Regions from separate parts of the Homo sapiens genome. Here region 2 is linked to region 1. A link is a loop called in an ENCODE intact Hi-C map of the cell type or tissue named here. Cell type or tissue: pancreas. All regions are shown on one strand.

Region 1 (5,000 bases):
ACAGCTCTTTTCAACTCTCCTCCCTAGGTGGGAGAACACTTTTTTTTGAGGGGGCATCAGCACATGCCTTCAAGGAAGGGACCCCCTCCTGAAACTGAGGGGATAAAACAAGTCTCAGGATGGAAGCCCACACACTGAGGATGGTAGAATGCAAACAGAAAGAGAACACAGGTTTTGGAAGATGTCTTTCAGCCATTGTATCAACAATTCTTGAACTACTGGGGCAGACACTGCTCAGTGCCTGCCCAATGCCCTCGCTCCTTTTCTTCCTTGTTGACAGAACCCTGACTTTATTGGGATGGCAATGAGCCAGCAAAACGCACTCACTCCCCTAGACTGCCTTGCAGCCAGGAATGGCCACGTGATCCAGCATGACCAATGATATGAAAGCCAAATTTTCCCAGTGGGGCCCCCAGAAGAGCTTTCTGAAAAGAGACAAACATGGTGGACACACTGCTCTGCCCTTGTCCCCTCTTCCAGCCTGTAATGTGGACATGAGCTGAGGGTGGAATGGTCATGCTGCAATTATGGCCAACCATGAGGACAGAAGCCACATGTTCGAGATGGCTAAGCAAAAACTGGGAAAGTGACCAGGTGCGGCGGCTCATGCCTGTAATCCCAGCACTTTGGGAGGCTGAGACGGGCAGATCACTTGAGGTCAGGAGTTCAAGACCAGCCTCGCCAACATGGCAAAACCACGTCTCTACCAAAAATACAAAACTTAGCCAGGCGTGGTGGCGGGCGCCTGTACTCTCAACTACTCGGGAGGCTGAGGCAGGAGAATTGCTTGAGCACAGGAGGCAGAGGTTGCAGTGAGCCAAGATCACACCATTGCCCTCCAGCCTGGGCGATAGAGTGAGACTCTGTCTCAAAACAATAACAACAACAACAACAAAACTGGGAAAGAACCTGAACCCCTGGTAGCACCCCTGAGTCACCCCATCAGCTCTGGATGCCTCTGGATTTCTTGTAGCAGGGGACAATATAAATAAATGCTGCCAGGGGTCAGGGTCTGTGTTCCTCGAAGCTGAATGCATGCCTGTCAGAGCCGCCATGCCATCTCTGGGTTTTCTGAATGTACAGGAAGACACACTTCCTTAATGATAAAGTCATTTGAGTTGAGTTTCCCTGCCCCTTGCAGTTGCATGTGTCCCAGGGAATACCTGGGTTTTGTAGTGAGCTGACTTCTAACAAACTGAGATATGCCTGATTCTAGACTTGAGTGAAATGGGGAAAAGGGAACACTTTTGCCATTCCTGGAACACCCGCTGGTGAGACAGAGGCCACATGATTTCCTGTGCACGTTTCTGCCACGATCGTTCTAGTCCTTAGCTAAGGACTCAGGGTCTACTTCCACTTTTGATATCTGTGTACTAATCACCTTCAGGTAGGTTTTTCTCCCTGGAGGAAGAAGCCAAGGTTCAAGGAGGAAAATTTACTATCCAAGGCACGCAGCCAAAGCTAGACTGAAACCCAGGTCAGCCTGATGCTGAGACGATCCTTTTTTTCTCCTTTCTGGGTTCCTGTCTCCTCATCGGTAGAATGAAGAGATTATTCAAGATCAAAGTTTTTCAAAAATTTCGTTTCAAAGCAGGCAAAACCCTTTTACAACTGAACCTTTACTTGTCCAACCTATAAAAAAAAGATGAAAGAGAAACATCTCTGAGTAAGGAGGGTCAGGCTGCCTGCAGCTCCACCCCAAGCCCCATGGCCTACAGGCACCTTGCTGGAATCCTGGGATTTGGGGGAACTTTCAGGAAACGCCAGCCTAGATTATCTCAGGGCCTTTCGAAAAGTCTCTGATTTTTCAAATATTGCTAAAATGTTGCACAGAAGACAGGCACGCACATGGCAAAACAAAAACAAAAACAGAAGCCACAAGTTTTCCTTTCAACAGTGCAAACGGACAGGCAAAATATCATCCTTCCTCCCATCTCTGACTTGCCATTTTTACCACGCGAAAGTCAGGAAACCTGAGCATCTACCAGCAAATAGGTAAACACATTCCTCACTCTCTCCTTAAGACACACACAGACACACACACACAGACACACAGAGACACACACACACAGACACACAGACACACACACACAGAGACACACACACAAACACACACACGCACACACAGACACACACACACACACACACACAGACACACACCCACACACACTTTGTAGCATTCTATAATCACTGTTTTTCATCTCATTTTTCTAGGCTAATATTACATCTTGGCTGTTGTTTCAAATCAGTACAGCGATATCTGCTTTATTCACTTCAGTCTCAGCACAGGATTGAAATACTCTTTAATTCATGCAGCTACGAAGGCCCCTAATCTTGGATATTCACATTGTTTGGAGGCTTTTGTTATGTCAAAGGATGCTGCAATGAAGGTCCTTATATAATGCATCTAGGTGTACATGTGTTGATTTAGATCCTTCCTTCCTTCCTTCCTCCCTCCCTCCCCTCCCTCCCTCCCTCCCTCCTTCCTTCCTTCCTTCCTTCCCTCCTTCCTCCCTCTTTCTCTCTCGTTCTTTTTCTTCTTGCTTATTTTCATTTTCAAATTTTTATTCCACGAACATGTACCATTTGTATAATAATTAAAAGGGTATGTTTACAGACCCAGGACTCAAACTTCAGCCAAGTTAGATAAACAGCCCCACGCATAAGCACAATTCAGAAAGAAAAAAATCCAGCCCCTGCTGCTGAGGCCTGTTTGGCCGGGAGGTGGCATCGCTGGAGAATCTCATGCCAAGATCCAGCCCCTGCCTGTTGCGATCATCCTGGAGAGCAGGGCCTGGGTTCCAGTCCTGGCTGAGCCACGAACTTCCTGGGTGACCCAGGTAAATCACTGTGCTAAGTATGGTACCTTCTCTGGGGAGGTTGATGTTATTATTCCCACTTCCCAGATGAAGAATATTAAAGACTGAGAAATGAAGCACTTGCTAATCTCTCCTACATCAATCAAGAAGTCATCCGGCCTAGAAATGCACCCTGAGTCTTCCCTACCTCCCCGGCAAATATCACCTCACCCACGAGGATTGCCAGCTCTGCCCTCACAATAGAGCTTCTCCCTTACCAAATCCTCAGCATGGCCTTCGAGGCCCTCTGTGGTCTGCACCCCCACCTCTCCAGCTTCACCCACGTCCCCATCCCTGCACTGCACTCTTCCCTGGCTCTCTCTGCACCAGAGCGCCAGGCTCATCCCACTGCAGGGCCTTTGCATTCGCTGCGCCCTTTGCTTAGATGCCTTTCCTTCCCAGCAGGCCCAGGACTAGGTTGGGGCAAGTGAGATCCCCAGGGTGAAGCTTTCAGGAGGCTCTCACTCTCAAATGCCAACCTGCGCGTGGCTGAGACTGAGAGCAAGCGCCTCCTTCTATCCTGCATGCGAGGCACCTCCTGAGCCCCTCCCTCATTAGGGCTGGCTTCCTGGATCCGGCTCTTCTCATGACTGGGGTCTTTGCTTAAATGACCCCTCCGCACAGAGAGTTCTCCCTGACTGTCTCAAACGGGCAGCCCTGCTGTTCTCAAACCTACCGCACTGTCTTATTTTCTTCATTGCCCTAATTTCAGAATTTGTGTTTTGTGCCCATCTCTGCCTACTAGATTAAAAGTTCTATGAGGGCAGCGACTGTGTCTGCCTCGTTCTCAGATATTTCCCCACTGCCCAGCACAGGGCCAGCACTCAGGAGACAGTCAATACCTGGAGTGAATGAATGAATGAATGAATGGGCTAGTCAGTGTCAGAGCTAAGGTTTGAACCCAGGTTTGCCTGCCTCCAAAGTCAGTCATCCCGGCCATGACCGAGAAAGGCGAGAGTGGGATCTGATCACGCAGGGGACCTGGGACTATGGCTGGTGTCCCTGCCTGTCCTGCTGGGAACCCTGCATCGCAAGGACAGGTTTTCTGAGGAAGCTTCTAGGAAGGGAGGGGTTTGGCCCCAGTCACCAGGGACTTCTCCGAGCCTCAGGCCTTCGGTGGGGCCAGCTGTGGCCCCCCTTCTCCGTTCTAGTTTTTATTTTTAGCGTCAAGTTTTTGGGCACAGTAGACTCTCCTTAGGAAAAGTCCAACGAGAGGACAAGGGAGGCGGTTTTGAAATCCGGTGGGAAAGTAGGTCAGGCTGGGTTGCTGGCCGGACTCCAGACGATAAGGCCTGTGTGGAAGTTTAATAACGTGAGCGGCCATATCCATGACATAATTCATAACTGAGAGGAAATAGCAATTAAGGGGCAATTGTGCAACGCGAGACAAGCCTCCTTCACAGCTCATAAAAGCAGGAGGAGGAAGAGACGACGCTGTCATTCCGGGGCCGCTGGGGGCCTGGCTGGCGGCCTGTGGGGATCTGGGGATAAGTCAGTCTGTACCTTGGGGGGTTTGCACTCATCTTTCCTCGCCCCCTCAGGACCCAGGGAGCTGGGAGGATGTAGAAGCAGACCGAGCGCCTACTACGTGCCTGGCTCAGGGTCGGGCTGGGGTACGAGTGTAAAAACGCCGGGTGTTTCGCTGCGGCTGGGAGGTTTGGATGCAGCTGCGCTATTTTGGCGTTGCCTTGTCAAAACGGAAAATTGCTTTGATTATCAAGTGAACTGTACCCCAGACACCCGGATCCTTAGTCCATCTCCCCTGCCCCCACCCTTCAGCGACTGTGGACTTTCAATTTCTCTTGTATTCGTTTTTCTGTGTGGTGGTTCCACAAGCACCATTTGCTTTTATCATTAGTTTTTAAAAAGCTACTAAATCCACACTGGCCCCTTCTCTGTTCCTTGAACTGGCCAAGTGTGTGCTGTCGCCGGCCCTTTGCGCTTGCCGTGGCCTCTGCCTGGGGGTTGCTTTGCTTTTCCGCTAGAGATCCATGTGGCTTGGCCCTCACCTCCTTCAGGTCTTCACCCAAACGCCTGCTTCCCTTGGAGCCCCAACTGACCAGTCTTTTTAAAACTGCAAACCCACCTGGCGTTCTGGATCTACTGTTCCTGCTTTATTTTTATCTACAGCACTTACCACCA
Region 2 (5,000 bases), 170 kb after region 1:
TCCCATGTGGGGTGGGACCCTACTCTGTGTGACCTGGAGACCCAGAGAGAGACAAGGACTTCCCTGAGGCCACCTAGCGCGTCCCTAGCACGGGCACTTGCAGCTGAGGCAAGGCCACCTTGGACCAATGCTGTTATCTGCAGCTGAAGACAAGAGGCACAGTGGGACACTTAGGGACCCTGAGGCGGCGGCCTGTGGTCCCAGCCCTGCGTGGAGACGTGGGCCATGCCCAGCCAGGAGATAATCTCAACCAGATTCTGGCCAGTGATTCCTTGCGACATCACAGCCAGGGCCACCTGGTGGAGTCTCAAGACGCAGGAGCTTATGGGGCTGGGGCTGGGGCTGGGGCAGTGGGAGGGGCACAGGGGAAGCCCAGGGCTCAGTAGGGTCCCTTCATAACGTAGAAGGAGTCCACACTGCAAGAAATGTCCAGTCCACTTCCTTGGTGGTCAGTAGCTCACTGGTGGAGTACCTGCTGCATGTCAGGTCCTAGGGGACACCACGGTGACTAAGCAGACCCGGAGTCTGCCCTCATGGAGCTGCCACTCCATGGGTGGAGGAAGCAGACATTGAATGAGGAATGCCACTATGAGAACAGAGAGCGCTGAGCCCTGGGAAGCAGGGGGTGGGAGCTACGTGGTGCATCCAGGGAGACCAGGCAAGCCAGGAATCAGGGGCCTCCCCAGTGAGGTGATGTATAGCTGAGGCCTGAGAGCTCTTGGATGAGGGGGCATGCTGGGGGACACAGCATATGCAAAGGTTCTGAGGTGGGCCAAGTATGGAATGTTCCAGAAATAGAAATAAGTCAGAGTGATGAGGCAGGATCAAGAGCTCATCACCAGCCTCCCCTAGGCTGAGGAGAGGCAGGTGGATTTCAGTTTAAGGGCCATGGGGAGCCACTGAAGGCTTCAGGCAGGGGCTGGGGTGGACATGGTCAGAATGGAGTCCAGTGGGTCACTTTGGCTGCTACACAGGATGGCCTGGAGAGGACTGAGAGACTGCAAGCCCTAAGACCCAAAGATCCAGGCTTCCTAAATCTCCCACTCCAATACTCAGGGTTCTAGGAGCCAGCAGACCTACTGGGCCAATCCCAGGCACCCTCATGGCCCCCAGGCTGCCTGCCCCAACCAGGACCTCCTAAGGAACATTCCAAGCTGCGATTATCTCGGTGCCTAACACTAATTAGCTCGACTGCACTTTAGACCCTCCCAGCTCTGCTCTGGGAGGGCCCCCTGGAGAGGCAGCTGCCAGGTTCACATCCCCAGGGAGGCCTGGAGGGGCAAGAAGTGAGAGGCCCCGGAGGATTCCCAGGAGCACTCAGACCTGCAGCTGGAGCTCAGAGGTGTGGGAGATGTCCTGATGGGGGGGCTCCAGCTCCCTGCACCCCTGTCCCATGGTCAGTGGGTGCATGGACATCCCCACCCCACCCCCCAGTGCCCCCATGCCTCGTCCAGTCCCAGGCACCTGGCCAGAGGCAACCTTGCCCCCACCCCCACCCGAGCTCCACTGCCCCCTTCCTCCTGACTCTGAATCTTTGTCTCTCTCAGCCTGAATCTCTGCTTCTGAATGTCTCCCTCTGTCTCTTTCCTTTCTTGTCTCTCCCTTTCTCTGTATCGCCCTCGTTACCTGTCTCTTTCTCTTTCTCTCTCTCTCTCTCTCTGGTCCCAGCCTCCCAGGGGCGTGGGGTGGGAGTGAGTGTCCCCACAGCCTCCAGGCTGGGGAGTGAAGATGGTGCCTGCACAGACTGCTCCCAACCTGCCGGTTTTTCCAGCTCAGCCCCACCCTGGACCGGGCCACCCCCTCCCCGGGGACCCACCCTCCCTGGGCCAAGTGGGGCTGCTAGAAGGTGAGGCCTGACCAGGAGCCTCCTGGGAAACAGAAGCCAAAACAGGAGCAGAGTGTCTGGGCCCTGCACGCCAGCCCAGCCCCACACTGCAAACACAGCCCCATTTACACACGGGGAAACCAGGCTCAAAGAGTGCTCACCACCGGCTTAGGGGTAGCCACGCTGCTGATCACAGGCAGAATTTGAACCTAGGACTCCGGCAGGGATTCAGAAAATGCCATCATTCTCCCTCCCACCCCCAGCCCCCCAGTTTCCCTCCCCAGGGACCACCCTGGTCTCAGATTCTTGTGTGTTCTTCCAGAATTGTCCACGAATACCCACACTTCTCTTCTTGCATGTATGTTTTAACACAAGTGGTGAAACAATAGGCACCGTTTGCACCTGCTGTTTCATGTAAGGATGTCTTGGAGATCGTGTCTTATCAGAACCTTTTCCCTTATTTGTAATGCCTGCAGGATCCCCCAAGGAGTGGAGCGGACTGGCCTCATGGCACTTAACCGGCCCCACTCATGAACACTGCAGTTGTTTCCAGTCTTGTTTTAATACATAAAATCTCACATTAAACACAGAAAGTGTCCTTGCAACCATCCACCCACCCCATGTCCCCTACATGCATGCAAACGTGCTCACACACATGCACACACGCACTCACATGGTGCTGCTGAACTATAGGATCCAGCAGTCCTAGAAGGTGTCGGTGAATCTTAACCAGAAATAAGTTCAGAACGATGAGGCAGGCTTGTTAACAGTGCAGATTTCTGGGACTGCTCCAAACCACTGGAAGCAGAGGCTTCACTGGAGGAACCCTGGAGAGGAAAGACTCAGAGGAGGAAGCTGTGGCAAAATGGTGAACAGTCAGGCTAAGTGTTCAAGCTGTGCCCCTGGCTTGCAGGACTCCCGGGGGCTGCCCAGGGCTGGGCCCTGCCCCCCATCTCCTCTGCAGCTCCCTTTCACTCTGTTCTTGCAGTGAGGCTTCAGAAACATCCAGGGATTGAATAAAAGGGGATCTATCCAATACAATAAAAGGAATAATGAAGTTGAAAAACCAATAATGGGGAAGCAGAGGCAAAGAGCAACAATAGAACAAGTCCAGGTTTCCACAGACCTTGTTATTACTCAGTAGCAAGACTGGACTCGAACCCCCATCTTCTAACTCTTGGGCCAGAAGTTTTCTACTGAATTCTACCCCACCCTGGTCCAGGCTCCTGTCAGCTACTGGTCCATTTATCTATCCACCCACCCAATTTTCCACCCACCCACCTACCCACCCATCCATCTCTCCTCCATCTCAGTGCTGCTCACATCACCACCCAGCCATCCAACCATCCATCCGTCTACCCATCTCTCTGCTCGTAGACAAAATCACCCACCCTTCACCCTCCATCCAGTAGTCACTGAGCACCTGCTATGTGCCCAGTGCCATTCTAAGAGCTGAGGACACAGCCACCCATACAACAGATGGGTTCCTGTCCAGGGAACTTAGCACCTATGGGAGAGACAGACCACAGATTGTAATCACACATAAACAGAGCCCAAATGGGGGTCCTGCCTGTGGACCACACACAGAGATTGAGGGGAGCTGGTGGGGAGCCCGGAAAGGCCTGCCCTCCCAGTCGGGACACTGTGTGCCTGCCCCCAACCAGTTCCTCCTCCCATTCGCCTGCCCACCACCTCCCCACCTCCAGCTCATCTGAGGTCACTGAGCCCTCCATGGGGCGAGTCCCAAGTAGGCAGGTCCCCTCAGGTATCACCCAACCCACCAGGAATCCCATTAAAACTTAGCAGGTCACTCCAGCCAGGTGTGGTGGCTCATATCTGTAATCCCAGCACTTCGGAAGGTCAAGGCAGGAGGATCGATCACTTGAGCCCAGGAGGTAGAGGCTTCAATGTGCTATGATTGTGCCTCTGCACTCCAGCCTAAGTGACATAGCAAGGCCCTGTGTCAAAAAAAAAGCTTAGCGGTCACTCATCCAAAACCCACACATACTCTGCTACTTATTGAGTGCTTACTGTGTACCAGACCACAGGCTGCATACTTTCCACCAACTGCTTCATTTTGTTCTCTCCTCCCCTTGGCCGACATCACCCACCCTGTAACCCTAGGAGGAAGAAGTCAGGCATATCCCCGCCCTGCTCAGAACCCCACCCACCCCTGCCACACACACACACCACCTCCCAGCTCCCATCCTACTTCTCTCCCCATCACTCACAATGGCACCTCCCCTACTGGCCTCCTTGCGGTCCCTTGAACATAGACAGCATGGTCCCATCTCAGAGCCTTTGCACTTGCCATGCCATTCCCTCTTTCCCCAGAGACCTCATGGCTCCCCCGCCCCACCCCACCCAATAGCACCTTCCCTCAGCCAGGCATTCCCTGACCTCTGTGGTTAAGTGAAACATCCTTCTCTTCCTCACACTCACGCACTCTCTCTCTGATTCTCTCCCTCTTGCATGCACACACACAAACACACACACACTCTCCTCTCCCTCCCCTTCTTTATTTTCCTCCCTAGCACTCATCATCGGACCACCTGTATCCCCCACCCCAATAATGGACCCGCCATGAAGGTGGGGCTTGGGGCCGCCTTATTCTCTTCTGTATCCCCGGGCTTAGCACAGCACCTGGTGTGTGGTGTGTGCTCATCAAAGTCATTCCTGGAGCACATCTTTGAGAGTCTTTTGTGTGCCAGGCTGTGAGTTGCAGACACAGCACAGAACAAGATGGAAACATCGTGGCAAGTAGGATCAGAGGCCCTGGGTCTAGGAACCTTACCCAGCCACTTCCCGGTTGTGGAACCTCAGGAAAATATCGGAGGCCTGAGGGGTAGCTGATCCCACCGGCCAGCTAGACCCTCCCAACATCCTTGTGACATCCACAGTGTGATAATTCTCTGGAAAGTGCTGGGCTCAGTGCGTGTTGCTACCTTATGGTTGATTGTCCATGCTCTTACCGGTTTCACAAGCAAACTCCAATTGACCAAAAATCACCCCAGTGGAACCCCTCAATTAACCAAATTGGGGTTTGGGGGAGGAGGGTTTTTTTTGTTTTTCTTCCCCTTTGCTTCCGTCAGTCCATTTACTAGCTGTTTATTTACCGGGCACCAAGTGTGTGAACATCATGGAGTCCCCGCTTACAGAAAGGTCTCAGAGTCAA

Evidence for each region. A loop is a pair of places that touch in the nucleus more often than their neighbours do. Peaks named below come from ENCODE experiments on the same cell type or tissue, not always from the same donor. Only the 100,000 strongest peaks of a DNase experiment are listed, where the experiment ranks them.
Region 2: a loop joins it to region 1, with 2.2 times the contacts of the local background. A loop is called at or near these places in 1 of 110 quality-filtered maps.

Annotation. Positions count from the first base shown.
Region 1 is chr20:50,378,616-50,383,615 of GRCh38, reverse strand. No RefSeq gene overlaps it. Among named protein-coding and RNA genes, the nearest start is that of LINC01271, 60 kb to the right of the region's middle. RefSeq lists a silencer at 4,120-4,548. In pancreas, a CTCF peak has its summit at 2,714 (motif pointing right); a DNase peak (open chromatin) is centred at 4,135; H3K27ac peaks cover 2,393 bases.
Region 2 is chr20:50,212,944-50,217,943 of GRCh38, reverse strand. No RefSeq gene overlaps it. Among named protein-coding and RNA genes, the nearest start is that of CEBPB-AS1, 23 kb to the right of the region's middle. In pancreas, no CTCF peak of the experiment used is centred here; no DNase peak of the experiment used is centred here.